Regions from separate parts of the Homo sapiens genome. Here region 1 is linked to region 2. The links are chromatin loops, found by intact Hi-C in ENCODE. Cell type or tissue: A673. All regions are shown on one strand. Links, peaks and the distances in the headings refer to the core of each region. The heading gives the core; the rest is flanking DNA. Region 1 has its middle 220 kb from the start of MDFIC2. Region 2 overlaps FOXP1 (forkhead box P1).

The links. Hi-C counts contacts between places; a loop is a spot of excess contacts. Peaks named below come from ENCODE experiments on the same cell type or tissue, not always from the same donor. Only the 100,000 strongest peaks of a DNase experiment are listed, where the experiment ranks them.
Region 1: it touches region 2 in a loop (4-fold over the local background); 2 of 110 quality-filtered maps call a loop at or near these places.

What each region holds. Positions count from the first base shown.
Region 1 is chr3:70,527,303-70,535,998 of GRCh38, forward strand. No RefSeq gene overlaps it. Among named protein-coding and RNA genes, the nearest start is that of MDFIC2, 220 kb to the left of the region's middle. RefSeq lists an enhancer at 5,323-6,272. In A673, for the core only: a CTCF peak has its summit at 3,948 (motif pointing right); no DNase peak of the experiment used is centred there.
Region 2 is chr3:71,199,947-71,208,642 of GRCh38, forward strand. The region is part of intron 5 of FOXP1 (forkhead box P1); the gene reads right to left. Among named protein-coding and RNA genes, the nearest start is that of FOXP1-AS1, 85 kb to the right of the region's middle. In A673, for the core only: no CTCF peak of the experiment used is centred there; DNase peaks (open chromatin) are centred at 2,245, 3,155 and 4,355; H3K27ac peaks cover 4,000 bases.

The sequences.
Region 1 (8,696 bases), core at 2,385-6,384, 670 kb before region 2:
ATGTGTTTTTGCTTACTGCCTAATGTGGTTCTAATAATGCAAACATTCCAGCTAAGTAATGATGACACATCTACAGCTATAGATATTAGAAGCCTACGCAAGGGAAACATTTTGGGAAAGACAAAGGAAAAATACTTTCATTTAAATTTTCTTGATGCCATCATATTAGAACTCATTCCAGGCCCTGTGTTAGCATGAAAAAAAAAAAATAGACTCTGAAGAAATATGAACTAAAGAGAAATTCTTTCAGTGTGTGTTTCAGAATTAGCCTCAAAATGTACTTGATTGAGAGTACATCTCACCTTTGTGGGTGCACATTCAAGAACTGGTAAATAAATTTTGGAAAATTCTTTTTTATTGTATCATTCATGGCTGAGTCAATGAATATATTTCTTGTGTAAAAACCTATTTTTGTTTAATTTAATCATTTTACAAGAAGTTGGATGCCAGCCTTTCCAGGGATCAACTTTGACTCGCAGGGAGACTCAGACTCCATCGGATAAGGTGACAGTATTAGATTTGGATTGGTTGCATTTCTCCCATTAGCCAATAGCTGCCATATTACTTCTCTCTTTCAAAGCCATGTGGTGTGAGTAGAAGTGCTCCTGCTCTTGGGGAATGCTTATGCCAATGTCTTAGTCCATTTGTGTTGCTATAAAGGAATACCAGAGGATAGAAAATTTATAAAGAAAACAGGTTTATTTTGCTTATGGTTCTGTAGGCTGTACAAAAGCAAGGCACCAGCATCTGCTTCTGGTGAGGGTTTCAGGCTGTTTCCACTCATGGTGAAAGTGAAAAAGGAGCCAGCATGTGCAGAGATTACATGGTGAGACAGAAAGCATGAGCAAGAAAGCAGGAGGTGCCAGGGCTCTTCTTAACAACCAGTTTTTGCAGGAGCTAATAGAATGAGAACTCACTCACCTCCCTTCTTCACCCCCTACCCAGATCCTAGGGAGAGCATTACTCTATTCATGAGGGATTCATCTCCATAACCCAAACACCTCCCATTAAACCCTATCTTCAACATTTGTGATCAAATCTCAACATGAGACTAGGAGAGGTCAAACAAACCAAAGTGTAATAGCCAATCAGCATGTCTTTCCCCTAGGCCTCAGTGTTTGGTTAAAGCATAAGAATATGACCTTATTGAGTCCATGAGACATGTCTTCACTGTTTGCAGACATTGTTGCTGCTAAGAGTGAAATCTCCCCCGAAAATAACATCATCACATGGAAGAGAGTAGAGCCCAGAGAATAGCAGAACAGGGCAGGATGATATCTGGATAAGCTTCACCTGACGCCAGTGTTAACTTTGAAATTCTGGTTATTTGAACCAATAAATTCTCCATTAATTTAACCCAGCTTAAGTTGCATTTACCTATACTTGCAGTGAAAGATTCCTAAAAGATATGGGAAGAGAATATCATAAAATTCATTTAGAGTGCAATCCTTAAACTTTGGGGGTTAGGAACTTGGAAAACTGGCTGCCATCTTTTTTCCAATCCTACATATACCCTAATTTTCTGGTTCCATGAAACACCCAGCTACGTCCTTGTTTGTGAAGGTGCTCAGCAGGCTTCTTCTCATCCTTTAAGACCCAAGTCAAATATCACTTCCCATTTGAAGTTTCCATCAAACCACTCCAGCATGATTCCCTACCCCAGGTTACCAAAAACCTTGTCATTATCATGAGCGTGGTGCTTTTCACATAATCACTGAATTGTTTACATTTCTCTTCCTTCTCCTGACCTTTCGGAATAATGATCACTCTCCATGGTCACCTACCTTAGGCCAGGAACATTACATGCTTTCGTGCTAAGTCTCTGAATAAACCTGTTTATACAGAAGAGGAAACGAAGGCAGAAAAACAAATGGCTTCAAATTTTCTCAGAAGTAAAAGATAGCTGAGCCACTTGAATCCTTCCTGATTCCAAAACTACTGCTTTTTTTCTTTCTATCATGAAGGACTGGGTCCTATTCACTTTTACATTTTTGAAACTTACTCATTGTCTGATGTTAAACTGTAAGCTTCAAACATTCAGTTACCATTCCAGATGCAGCATTATCATAGCCCTGTTCCAAGTACTATACTCAGCACAGAAAATGCTTTCAATAAAATTTATTGAATGAACCAACTAGTAAATAATAAACATATTTTGCATGTGTTGAATACTCACTCCAACATTTTTTAATGGTCTTTTGCGATGTGCCAGAGTACAACTAAACAGCAATGCCAATCACTGAAAAAAATAGGTGATACTGGTTCCTCAGTGGGATATCCAGGAAGTATTGAGGCACACAAAGCCATTGGTGCTGCTAGAAGAACCATTGAAAGGCTGTGTGATCATGGCTAGTTTACTTACCTGCTCTGAGCCTTCATTTTCTCATCTGTAAAAAGGAGATGATAATAACACAATCTATTTATTGGTTGTGATGAGGCTATTATGAGAATGCAAGTGAAGTGCATAGCATATAATTAACACTCAATAATGCGAAAAATAAAAGATCACTATCTTACTGATGATGGCATGAATAACATCTTTGTGAAATAACTTAGAACTGAATTTTTGTTGTAAAAATAGGGGACCAGTACATTTATCAGTGATCTTAAAACCTTCCCTACTACACCAAAAATGGAATAGGAATTTGGAAAATGACATTTACTTAAGGTTTGTCATGTTTCAGACCAAGAGAAAAATCAGGAAAATCACTAAACCCTGCTATGTAGCCTATGGAGAGTTGCTTAGTGTTTGGTAAGAATGTGGCATTATATTTATTTTATTTTTATTTTTCTGTATCCACTTCTCCTCCCTCAGATCAAAGTATTTTAATAATAAAAAATAAGTAATTTAAATTTTAGATTATTTAGCAAAATTTAGATTATGTATTGTTTGGTTTCAGATGGTTTCACTGAAGGTGCTTTCCCGCCAGTGAAAAAAATATGATGATTCAATAGTGGCTATAAAATTATTGAAAATGGTATTCTAAGTCTTAGAGCCATTTATCTTATTACTTGATATGCTTTAAAATGTTTTTAATTACAAATCTAAATTTGCTTTTTCGATTTTAAATTAAAATCACCACCCAAAATTCTTAAGCCATCTTTCTCTTAATGGATTGGTCAGACGTTTCTATTATTTATCCAACAGAAGAACAATGGGAAATTAGAAATTACAATACATTTGTTAGTGCTTTGTCAACAAGAATTTATGTGGTGTGTTGGAATGCTGAAACATTCTATTATGCTATTTCTGTGATATTGGTAGCTAGGTTTAAATTAAGCACCTACCTGAACGTTTGTTTGTGATTAGAAATGTGTCCAATGAAAATATATTTTTCATGCCAAAATTCAAGAAGAAGGTGGTTTACACAAGCACGTTCTTAGCAGGAAGTCAAGCTGGACTTTTTCAATCCAGCCAAAATCAGAAAGCACTATAAATCTCCCTAGAAAACAAGTTTATAAACTCAAGTTATGTTTAAATAAACATTCTAAGTTAAAATGCTGGACTGAACCCCAGAATATGTCCAGTTTTTCTTATCACTGCTTCTCCGGTGCTGCATTTAATTCTATGATAATTAACTGAGATTTTTAAAATTTTCTTGGAATATCGTGGCAAAATTATGTAGTGCCCATGGAACCCCTTGGATTTAAAAAAAAGTTAGAACATGATTCTGGTTAAACTCTATTACCGAATATTCAATTTCATTGCATTTCCTCCCATCTCCTGTTTGAGTATGTCAAGAATTTCTTGAACTATAGGGCATAATCACTTGAAGACTTTATGGATCTCCTTGGGTTAAAAAAATACTTTTTCTGACTAAATTTAAATAATTAATATTTGATTATATCCCACCTCTATCCTGTACCCATTTTTGTCTGATTCTATTATTGGCCAAGATTCACATATTCACCACCAGCATAAATAAAAACTCAGTTCTTTTAAATTGTCCACAAGGCGGCAGTAAAACATCTTGCTTCCCCCCAATATCTTGAATTTCCAAGTATTCATTTTCCAAACATTTAGTATTATGTTTCCCTGAATAAAATTAAAAACTATTCTGCCTTTAAATTTCTACTTTGCCATTCCAATAGAATGTATTAGTAAATATGAGTTAGTCATGATGAGATACTTAATTTTCTCCTACAATAGATGAGTAGAAATCCTTCAAGTTTTGCTAACATAGATTGGTTATTTATATTGACAAGCAATACTCCTTTCCTGTTTTTCCGGGTTACAGCGGGCCTCTGTAAATTTTCTGATAAGAGAATTTGTTTCTGACCAATGCCAATATTAAGCTTGACATCTTGGTTTGTTTTTTTCTCACTAATTGTATTATGGAAAGGCAGCTTCACGGGTGATTTTTCTACTCAGAGTTTTCAAATGAAATGTAAAATCGGATGTTCCCATTTGTTTAGCAGACACCCTGACAAACCACTGCAGTACAGAAAAATACACTTTTAATAGGTTTTCTTCACAAGTGAGAAAACATCTAAAGATAGTCAAAATTGAAGGCTCAGTAGCAGTGCAGTACTCTAGTAGGAATCTCACCCGCAAATGGGTAGCTCCAATTGCTTTGGTGCTTTCGCTTACATGGTGTGGACCCAAATTGGAGACTACCTTCCATGACCTCATGTGTCAAACCATTGAAGTGTACCTTGGAACACATGCCCCACACAGGAGAAGGGGCGGGGGACCTGGGGGATGGATGACCTTGTACTATTCACTGACTTACTGCTGCCAGAGCAATGGTTGCCCTGAGGGCGAGAAGCTGCCAAAGGCACCTCTGGCATAATCTGTCATCCCAGTAAATGCCTGCCATTCCTGAGAAAAACATGCAGGTGTGCATGCATTAGAGAAAGAGATAGACAGAGAAAGAAGGGATGCTTTGGCAAAACAAATTTGAAACACAGGAGATCTAAGCTGCAGTCTTCATGCTGTCTGCATTCCTGTGAAAACTGCACGGAACTTGGCCCGAGCAAGATTGTGAGATTGAGTCCAGCATTTTGCCAATGCAGGCGTGGCGTGCTAGTGTGTGTGCATGTGCCTGTGTGTGTGTGTTTGTGATATCAAAGCAAATCATTTATGAAGTGTATTCATATGGCAAAATGCAAGACAGTCAGTAATAGTTTCAGTTCTGTCCATTGGTTCGTTTAAGATGCGTACTGCCTAATGCCATTAGAATTGAACATTGTTTTCCTAGTAATAAAAGACATGAAGTTCTTAGCAATTTGTGCCTTCAGAAGGATGATTTCCTATTTAAAATGCTCTAAAGTAAAACATACATCACCCACATAGCACTTAATTTTTGAAAATGCATATACTTTTCTAACTAGCTACTCTAGGAAAATGTGCTGAATGATTTAATTTCATATTAAGGTGCAAATGTGGTACTGGATTTGCGTTGAGACACAAGTGTTTTGCCTCTGAGAGCAAAGCTTTCTGAAAGATTTTCACCACCAGATTCAAAACTACCGAATTCAACATCTGATAGTAATGACATGATTCTCTCACTTTAAGAAAAGCACATTGATTTTAGACATATTGAAACTCAGAAGTTTTAGAAGTGTGTTTGGGTTAAGGTTAAGTCGTCCTTGACAGTATTAAAAGAAAGGTTTGAATTGTTGAATAACCACCTTTCACCCATCCTTAATTGTAATTTAAATGACAATATGCTCTCAATCAATAGCTCTTTGTCACACTGTGAAGATCAAGGGATGAGATTTTACCCCATGAGTTTACAAGGCAAAAGCTCCTTGTTCACATCCCTAAAGATGTTGCATTAGAATACCTGTTCTCCAACAATTCGTCCTGGATAAAGGCATCTGAGTCACATCTTAAAGGTGTAACATTAGAAAAAGTCAAAACCTTTGTTTTTGAAATTTGCTCCAAGCTAGATATCACAATAAAAATACCAATTTAAAAAGCTAAATTATTCTTATGTGAATTTGACTAGTTTAACTTTAGTCATTTTGTTCTCATAGATAATTTCTGTGCATTTGCTGTGTTCTGGGCACTGTGCTAGGCACATTTACATTAAGTTTCTTTATTCTTTGAGGAGTCAACCTCTGAGGTAGGACCTAGTATTTATCCCCATTGAACAGATGAAACTCAGAGATTGAGTCATGTTCCCTCGTCACACTGCTAGGGAAGGGAGAAGCTTTGACAAAATGAATTCTAAATGCACCTCTGAGCACTTAACAAGCCTCCTGAACTTTTCACATGATGAAAATTCAATGTGACTAAACACAACCACTTCTTTTCTCCCAAATCTCTCTATGTAGAAGTTTAAAAATATATCATAAGCACTTTGCTCATGTACTATTGTAATGTAAAACTACATTTAGCACTTATAGAATATACTTTATACATAGAAACAGGCACTTTTACTATTTTTCTCCTGCTTTCCAAGTAGAATGCATTTGAACACTGGCATATGCACTACATTTTGTTATCATATTCATAGGGTGATATTGAATTTCCAGTCCAGCCAGGCTGTGCCTATTTAGGCTTAGATAAGATGGAGCCCACCTCTGTAGACACTGACCGATGAACTCATAATTAGCTCTGAACATGTAGGACCCCAGTCCACCAGTTAATTTTTAAGATTCCAACATCAACTTTAATATATGACCAGACAATTGTCCTGTAAATGTTAAGAGATCCTTCAATTCTCTGCTAGTTGCCAAGGTTAATAATGGTGATTTTTGTGGAGGGTATATGATTTGTTGGGCTAGAGGGGGCTTACTTGTCTTTGGGACTCATTTGCAAACCAAAAAAATGAAGTACTTTCCACCTATTCTAAAATGCATCTTTATACTCTCTACGAAGTAGTTACCATTATACCCATTTTACAAATGAGGAAAGAATCCAGAGATATTAAATAAGCAGCCAATGCCACAGTTAATAAGTGGCAGAGCTGGGATTCTACTTTATGTCTGCCTCATTTCAATGCCTGTGTTTTAAGGCCAAAGTTGACCTAGTCATTTACTCCTGTGTGTAGACTCTTCCCCTTCTAATTAGCAAAGTGCATTTTTATGGCGGTCACCCAGGATTGGGGTTGTGTTGGGAGACTAGAAGTCACTAGCATGTGCCCATTGACATCTCTATACCTTCTTAATGAAAGAAGCTGCTGGGGCTGCTCTTGAGGTATGACTACGGCTTGTAAAACAGTACACGCTCACGGTAAGAATGTCTAACTTAGGTGACTTCAGCATTACACAATTGGCAACTACAACCCCCCAAAAGGCATGGGGGAATTAGTTTTAATAGTGCCAGTCATTCCACCTGCCATTGCATGTGGAGTGAGAGTGAGGTGGGAGCTGGCAATCTGCTATTCCCTCAGCCAGTCTTGGCTAACTTGCCTTGTGAGTCTGTTGTTTAAAGATAAGTATTTAGCCATCATCATCATCATTAATAGTATCTTGAGAGAAAACATTTGCAATTTTTTCTCTTTTTGAGATGGAGTCTCACTCTGTTGCCCAGGCTGGAGTGCAGTGGCTCAATCTCGGCTCACTGCAACCTCCATCTCCTGGGCTCAAGCAATTCTCCTGCCTCAGCCTCCTGAGTAGCTGGGATTACAGGCACGCACAGCCGCATCCAGCTAATTTTTTGTATTTTTAGTAGAGACGGGGTTTCACCATGTTGCCCAGGCTGGTCTTGAATTCCTGACTTCAGGTTATCCACCCATCTCTCGGCCTCCCAAAGTGCTGGGATTACAGGAGTGAGCCACCGCACCTGGTCAATGTTTGCAATTTTAACACCATCACAGAACAGAAGTGGCAGTTACATAATAAATACATTCATGAGCTTTCTATGATGTTTTCACCCACCCAAAGGCTAGATAAAATTTATGAAATTGTTTGTCTGTGGGAAGGAAAACATGTTGGGATGCTATACTGAGAGCACTCACATGTCATCTCCATGAACTCAGGCCACCTAACTAACAACGGACAAACTCTCATCAAGTAACACTTAACAAAGTGTGTGTGTGAGAGAAGGAGCGAATGCAACCAGGGCCACAATGCCTGAGAACTGTGATTGGACAGAGCCAAGACTGATTAAGAAGCTTACACAAGAAGCTTAAACAAGAGAAACTGCAAGTAAGTGTCCTGCAGTCCCCCTGTGCCCAGAGCAGACATCGCTAATCAATCTTGCCTCTAAACATGCAAGGCCAGTGAGACTATTAATAATCCAGCTTTAGAGAAGTGTATGTTTCTATCTAATGTTGTCTGGTCTTAAGCCAGTTACTGGTCCAGTGCTCAGCTGAGTGGACAAGCTGTGAAGGGATTGGAGTTTGCTTATTGAAAGGGACAGCGACATGTTCTGTGATGCTCTGTGTTGCTGTAAAGAGATTCAGACTGTTTCTTTTGTTAGAAACAGAGATTAGAACAACAAAATGATAAACGGGGATTATTTTACATCATTGAAGTACATAAGAATAAGAAAAACACCTACCAAAAATATTGCGGAACACAATGCATGTGTGTCCATGTTTTGGGCCAGGGGAATGGGTTATGTTAAAATTGTGGGACTCTGGAGAGTTTCAGGTCCCTAGCCAATTGTATAGGGAAGGGAAGTCTTTAGCCTTCAGAAGCAATCATTGCCAAGAGGACACATCCCTCCATCCCCTATGACTTCCAAGACACATCAGACAAGAAATCTCCAACTTTGGAATAAAAACCAAAATCATCATCTC
Region 2 (8,696 bases), core at 1,968-5,967:
GTACCTGTAATCCCAGCTACTCAGGAGGCTAAGGCAGGAGAATTGCTTGAACCGGGACCTGGGAGGCGGAGGTTGCAGTGAGCTGAGATCGCACCACTGCACTCCAGCCTGAGCTACAGAGCGAGACTCCATCTCACAAAAAAAAAAAAAAAAAAAAAAGAGAGAAAATATCACTTAGGTGTAAATACATTTCACATTCACTCTTATTACTCTCTGGGCACAAAACCATTATCCCAGAGAGCCGATTCAGCACTTGGCTCAGAAAAGATGTTCAAAGATGAGAAAAGACAGATAGCATTTGCTAATACCAACTGCTACCATCTACTGATCACCAGTGTTGGGTCAGGCAGGCCCTAATGCAGGTGATTTACACATATTCTCCAATTTAGTGCTGCTGATGATTGTTACCCCCAGTTTGCGGATGAGAAAACTAAGGATCCACAAGTTATTTAGTTTGTCCACTACATGTCACAGCTAGTAATGGTGGAATCAGGATTTGAAGCAGTTCAGTTAAGTCAAAGCCCTTTACCACAATGTGTATTTTTAAAGTTGAGGTTCAGTGGGGGCAAAACAATGAAAACGGCAGGCTCACACTCCAAGTTCACAGACCAGAATTTGGAAAAGGAAAAGCAACAATCATTAAAGGAAGTGAAGAGTTCAAACATGAAAGCTGAGAAATGCCTGAATAATTAAGACTTTAATGTGAAATACCAATCCCAGATTAAAGGGCAGAAAATTTTTAGGCAAATGTGTTCCAATTGTGGAAGGACATATGTACAACCAATGCTACAGATTTCTGCCCCATACATGAAATGTGACAACAGGGAAATTTCAATCTTTGGGTATCTTTAGAGGACATTGTTTTCTTGCTAGAAATTGGATGAAGTCTGTTTTCTACAGACTTGCACAAAAACCAAATGGAAAAATTAAAAGCAGAAAAATTCACATGTTTCTTCATTTCCTTTCACTGTATAGCATGATCCAACTTGATACAGACTCTTCATAAACCCAAAGACGTATATATTTTTTAAGTTGATTCAATTCAAAAGTGGATTGAGAATGGCATTTTTCACTAGCAGGTGGGAAACAAACTCAGAAGTAACAGCTGATTCACTCTCATTTTTTGATTTCTATTATTATTTTTTCATTCTCATGTCTTCAGATCAGACTTTCTAATAACTACAGTCCTTTAGAAATTGCAGTTATATTCTTACTGTCCACAGAGTAAAGCGTCTATCAAAAATAACCAAAATCTTCCCTAAGATATAAGAATCAGGTAACAAGATAATTTGTGACAACATGAGTGCCTTGTTCATCACCAAAAAAGAAATGAATTAGTGAAACCTAGGTACTTTTCCCTGGGCGTTTCAGTCTCTCTTCCACAAACTTGCCCCTTTGTACAGAACTAAAGGAAAAGAGCCGGGTGCAGTGGCTCATGCCTGTAATCCCAGCACTTTGGGAGGCCAAGGCAGGCAGATCACTTGAGGTCAGGAGTTCGAGACCAGCCTGGCCAACATGGTGAAACTGCTCTCTACTAAAAATACAAAAAAATTAGCCGGGCATGGTGGCACATGCCTGTAATCCCAGCTACTCGGGAGGCTGAGGCAGGAGAACTGCTTGAACCCAGGAGGCAGAGGTTGCAGTGAGCAGACAGCATGCAACAGAGCAAGGCTCTGTCTCGAAAAAAGGGGGCGGGGAGAGGGAAAAAAAAAAGAATTATAGGAAAAGGCACAGTGTTAGGTATTTAAGCAAGAGAGCATTTGTCTTAGAGTAGGTAGCAAGGAAATCCATCTAATTATCGGGATATATCTCAAATATATATAAAGAAAAAATCTATAGATATAGATTTAAAAATATGTATATATATAGATATTTTTCCTTCTGGGAATACCTTCCCATACCAGGGACTTGATCCCCAAAAGACAACAACATTGCACATATATAAACTCTATCCCTGCCCTAAGAATGAGGCATAAATATTTAGCCAAATATCCTGTCCTGATGGAAGAGAACTGCAGGTAGAATGCTGCTTTCAGACTATGTGACCATCGGGATCCCAGGCCTGAGAGCAGGTGTCTAAGAGATTGGTCCTGCTTTTGTTTCCTTGGTGAGACACCATTCTGGTGGGTGGAGTAAGAACAGTCTCCAATACACAATTTGATGAGAAGGCCCTGTTTTTGCTCCATGCAGTTCCAAAGCAGACTGCCAAGTCCTCCAGTACAAGTTTTGCAGGCATCAAGCCAAGCAGCTTGGCTTGTGAATCAGGTTTGTGAGAGTGCAGGCTTTGGGACCAAAATTGCAGAAAGGATTATTTTGGTCTGAGGATGTCCTTAATTAGTCAAGTGCTAACAGTAGTATGTAGGTTGGAAGATTTAAAATTTCCCATAATCTCCCACACCAATCAGGAGAAAACAGCTTTTTGAAAAGCACATGTGAAAAAATAGGAGTGTCAATGTCTAAGAACATTTCTAACAGTGTCTGGGCCAGCAATATTTCTATCAAACGTTCCAAGTCATTTAATAAGCCTTTATATCTGTATCACACTTCACAAATTGCAAAAGCCCTCTGATGTGCTTTTCAAACTTGTAACAAGGCTAGGAGGGAGATAAGGCAGGTAAATGTTATCCCCATTTCACAGATAAGAAAACTAAAGCTCAATCGGTTAAGGGATAGATGTAGCCATAACTATTCTGTTTCAGACATGAACTTGTCCATTATTAAGAATCTCCAGTTTGTAAAGTCCTGTGCTGGGTAGTGGATAATGAAATTAATGAAAAGAAAACTAAGGAAATTCCAGAAAAGACAACAATGAGAGTGGCAGGTGGACAAAGAAAAGCATTAAAATACAATGATATAAGCCATCTGCACTATTTTGCAAACAACTGTCTTTTTCTTTTGACTTTTCACTATTAGAGTCATCTGAAATCAAGTCAATATATAGGAGAGGAATCTATCTTCTCCATCAAGGGACGTTGCACCCTCTTTTCTTCGAGGAAGCTTGTCTCAGGCACCCGGTATGCATAACCTCTGCTTCTCTCTGGGGGAATAACTAACTCTATAACTAACTAACTGCCTTGCTCCATGACATACTGACAGCAGGAAACACTGTGTAATCATACAAAGTGCCTGAATACAAAGGTATGGCCACACCATACCCACAAACAAGTCCTTCTTCCAGAAACAAGACCAAATCTTCCTCTGCTTTCCTGTGTGGCATCTCCAGATGAACTGAGCCTGTTTAAATCACGTGATCCATTTAATATAACCCTACAAAGGTCAATGCTGCAATTGCATAGATGTCAAAAAGCCTAAAGAAGCCAAAATGATCTACTTCTCATCTTGCTTGGAAACATTACAGAGCTACTGACTTCAAAGGTTCGATTTTTGTGCTGGAGGGACTTGTAGAAAAGGACAAGGACTGAGTTTAGCATGCTTATTTATTGTTGTTGCCAACAGAGCTGCTCTCTGGAAGTATTCTGGAAAATTCATAATGTCCAGGCCAATGTATTTATAGTAAATTAAAGCTGTGCTTTATTATTATGATTATTTCCTTGGTTACAGTGTTGATGCTGAAAATTTAGGGAAAATAAAGCCCTTGTTATCATGCTTGTGAAAGATTTTAAGCTAACAAAAAGTTCAGTCTTGATTCCAGGGCAGTTAATTAAGGTTGACCAAGTCAGGCAGAAGTAAATTAACTTGGCTGATCAATTATTTATATGAAGCAGAATAAATGCCCTTAAAGAAGTTGGTCTCTTCATAAAAGGATGTGTAAATTAAACTAAACATAGTTTTGTAAAATATGTTTCTATTTCTATGGGGAGAAGAGAAGTTAATGGTGAAATCACTATTAGGAAAATTATTAGAGTAATTACACAGTCCACCCCCCATCCGAAAAGAAAAATTCTCTTTCTCATTGTTCATCCATGTGCAGAGAAAAAAGGAAGATGGCATGCAATTCTGAAGAGATAACAGAAGCTCATGGAAAAGGAAGGAGGAAGGAAGGAAGGAAGGAAGGAAGGAAGGAAGGAAGGAAGGAAGGAAGGAAAAGAATGTGAATTTCACTGTGTAGATTTCATTATTTTGGAAATATTGAACACATGCCTCTTACTTTATTGTCAGTTAACTCCATGCAGTTAGTAGACTGAGAAAGAATAAGGATGAGACTCAGACTAGCTTTAGCTCTAAGAGAGGTACTTTTAAAATTACTCATGTTGCATCATTAAGATTTAAAACCTTCAATAATCGTGTTCATGCCACTGAGGAAAAAAGAAGACCAACCTGTCTATATTATGATATAAAGCATACATTTAGTTCTGGTTCTCATCAAGCAAACGAACTGGTTCCCTTTTAATGTGCAAAGGGTTTACAAGGCAACATAAGACAAACAAAGGAGTTTTAAGCAGTGGGGTGCAGCTCCACAGACTTTTTTCCCCTAGTAGGCAAACGGTAGGGTGGCCTAGGATATTAAACCAGTTCTGTACTCTTTAATGCTCATGTGGGTGTTACTCTCTTCACAACAGAGAGGGAATCAAGCAATGGAAATCCCAGATGAAAGCCACAGACTCTCAGTAGAGGACTGCAACAATGGAGACATCACATTTGCTAGCATGAGGGCCATGCTTTTACACTGCTCACCCGTCACCTGGCGAGATGCTGCTGGAGCAGGTGGCAATGAGGAGATGAGGCACTGACTGGTGGAGGGGATGACAAATGAGACTTAGTGGTTAAGGAAGCAGACAGAAAGATGGCAGCCCCAAGATGTAGAGTTACTGTCTACAAATGGGCTTGGATGGGCTACTCTTAAGAAAAAAACAAAAAGGGTAGATGGGAGGAGAAAGAACAAAACAAGAGAAACAGAGTTAGATCAGACAATTGTTTTCTCACCTGAGATAACTTCTACAAATTATGAATGAACCCTACAGACACACCATTTGTCTATCCACTGTCCTCCTGACCCGGGTCCCATTTCATGGAAAGACTACCCAAGAGCCAAGTTTAGGAGGCAAAGTCAGTGTGCTGACTGTGTTATGAAGGCACCGTCTTCCAATACCACATTTTCATAATTATAACAGAAAGGCGTAAATTTTCTAAAGCATGGCAGTTCAAAAAGTAATCAAGGGAATGAGCCGGAGGGCTATTTTAATGTATGCAAAGCTAGTGACCCACAGTAAATGGGAGGTAAGCTACAATGAATGCAAAGTAATGCACACATACTACAGTCCTGGTCTGATAAGGGACGGCTAAAATTAACACCCAATTAATTTCCGAATTGACAAACAAATGAAACCCATAAATCTACTTTCTCATTAATTTTCTTGTGGTATAATTTAAAGCAGTAATATGAGGGCCAAAACTGAACATTATCCATCATAAATATCAGAAGGATAGCACTGTAACACCATAAATTATGCATATTACCTGTTGTTAAAAATGATTTATGTATTATCAACTTTATCATGCACCATAGATGTCTATCTACATGTATCTTTAAAAATCTGGAATTTCATTTAGCCCCTCTGGAAAAAAAGTTCAGGAGCAATGAAATTGTCAAAAGCATGTTTTAAAAAAAAACAAAACCAAAACAAATGTGGCCACTCATTTAGCCATACAGGAGGATCAGGTAAAACTGGAATCATTCCAGGTCTCAGGTGAGTAGAGGCTAAGAACCCATGGAAGTGAGGAGTCGGGCCTCCCCAGGGAGGAGAAACAAACCAGCTGTAGGGGCACCCCTCCTAGAGAACACAGCATCTGTGTCCAAACGGCGCCACTGACCTGTCCTGCCCTCTGGAACGCAGGAGGTGCAGGGCTTGGTACACGTAAGCAAAGGCAAGATGCATTTGAATGCATCTGACATGGCCAGTGGGGATCATCTATAGCTATGATGACCAACGCAAGCAAGGAACACTAAATTGGCAAAAACTTAGAAAACCCATGCTTATTTTCAATAATGTAATACGGCAGCTTTCTTGCCTTCAAAAGAGGAAGAAAAGAAATAGGAACTAACTTGTATTTATCAATTAAACCAGGAATAGTTTATATTTATCAATTAAATGGAAGAAGCATTCAGATTAAAATAGTTTGCTTGTCCACTTTCCCCAGCTCCATTTGTTTAATAAGAATAATAAATAAATACATCTTTTATCTCAAGTTTAACTTTCAGGTATGCCTTGCACATAACAAGAATTTAACACATAATTACTAAATGTTTGACTAAATGATTAAATGACACAAAATTCCAAGGCCAACCTCTTGATCAAATGAGATCAAGGGCTTGTGCTGGCCTCCAACTTTTATATTCCAACTTTAAAAATACTCTATTTCCTGTACACTTCTTTAACTGTTTTGGTGTTCTGAAACTCCAAAAGTAACAAGCCATTAATTAAATCTGTTAGGTCTTAAGAGAAGTAGGATGATCTCATTAAACATTGAAAGATAATCAACCAATGAAATTTCCTACAAAAACCCATTGGAAACACTGAATATATATATGGACAATTCAGATGGGCTGGAGAAGGTAGACAATGGGATGTTTAATTTTCCCTGTAATTCATGACTCAGAATAGAGTTGGCGGGATAGGGTGGTAATAAAATAATGTTCCTAACAAAAGCACAGGCTTCCCCCTTCTTCACCAGGCTTTCAATGTGAAGACAGGAGACTTCATATTTCCAAGGAAAAAAAGGATTTCTGCATTCCAATGCCAAGGCAGTAAAGTTGTTCAGAGCAACTGTAAATGTCTTATTCTTCAGAACTGTCTTCATCAAACTTTCTTGGATAACGTAATCTTTATAAGACACCAATGAGCACAGATAACAAGTTGACCCCGCTCCAAAAATTACAGATGTCTCAATTTATATTTTTTAGCTTTTCAGCTCTGGTGGGTCTTGGTTCGCTTCTTTCCTAATAGACAAGAGTTTAAGTGCCGTAATCATAGCAACTGTGGGCAAACGAGGGAAGTTAGAAAGAAGCCGCTCTAGGAAACAAGTACAAAGCAGAATGCATACCCACTCCCTCGCATATTAATCCTGAGGAGCTCAAATAATTAAATAGAGACTGAAAAGGAGCTTTGCCAATCCAGTGCTAGGCTGTTTGCTTTGCCACAAGGAAGCCTCTGAAGGTCAGGCATGATGGGGCCAGGTGTTCTGGGGAGCGTAATTAAAATGCATTTTTACAGAACAAAATAGATTTTAAGTTTGAGAACTAACAAAGCCCACGGAACTTTAATCATTTGAACATTCAAACAGCTGAATTCTCACAAATAGCCCAGTGGAATAAAGTGACCAACAACCAGTTCAGAAAAGTCTTTTTTTTTTTTCATTTCTATATTTTCTATCATTTAATGTACACGAGGCCAGGTTCATAACATAGATTAATGACTGGCGTGATCTATGACACACTTCACGTATCTCCCGCTTTGGCTCAAGCCCCTCACCGCTCTAGTGGCCAAAGTGAACAATATGTTCACAGCATCATGGTAATGTAGTGAATGTGGGCCATCAGAATTCTGTTGCTTGCATTTCTCCGTTGTGCAAAAGGAACAATTATTTAATTTTATCCTTCAAAAACTCCAATATACATATATGTATTTTCCCCCCTGAAACTTGCTCTCACAGACAGATGAGCAAGGCTTCTCTGACATAAAAGACCACCATTTGCCTCTGCAGGTCATGACCCTCCAGCCTCCACCCTCACCCTGGTCGGTGTTGTATCTTTGTAATTTACAGCAAATGCTAGGAGAGCATACCTCATATTGAAACACAAGGCAAATTCAGAAACAGCAACAAACAATAACTTAAAAAAAAAATGATGATATGATGCGAGCTGAGAGTTTTCTCTACTGTTTGCAAAACATGACAAAGGCCAGGCTAATGTTCAGGTCTTATCTAAGGTGGCTCCCAGTGTCCAAGGGACAAGCGTCATGTGCACACACCAAACTAGATAAAGAGCCACATGCTTGCTTTACTTAACTAGAAATGATACAAAGCATAAACTCACTTTAAAATGGACAGGTAAGAACCACAGGTAAGAGTAAAAACACTGGCTTTTAAAAATACATTATGCATATTAACTGTGTAGTTTCTTCCCAGTTAAAATATCTTCATTTATGGCAGGGGGGATTTATTCAGAACACATCAAAGTAAAAGTTAATCCTCCCTTCTCAAACTTGACAAAGAGTACATGCATCCAACAGGATCATATCAAGCCTACAGGACAACACGCAAGATAGACACAGTAACACAAAATCCAAGGATTGTACCTTTCAATGGTGACTGCCTTGTTCATAGTACTAGACTTTTTCTCCTACACCTTCTAAGTCCTTGTTTGTTCCACAAAGAAATTTCTAGCCATCTGATGCTCTATTACTGAGCTAGTGGCCTTTCAGGAGAGCTCTCTCCCTTCAGAAAAAAGCAAACAACTGCATAGATATCATTACACTAAGGAAATCTCTTAGAAAAACCAAACAACTTGCTAATCTCACCAGCCCCTTCATCCAAGCAAAAGATAAGAAAAGCAAACCTAAGTCTGTTTCAACCACATTCCAGGGACAAGTTCCCCTTTTTCTTTCTTTATCAAAATTCTAGCATTTAAGTTTGTGTGTGTGTGTGTGTGTGTGTGTGTCTGTTAAACAGACCTTGCAGGATAAACTGCTGCTCACACCCGCAAACAAAGCAATATCTGTTTAATAACGATTGCTGCC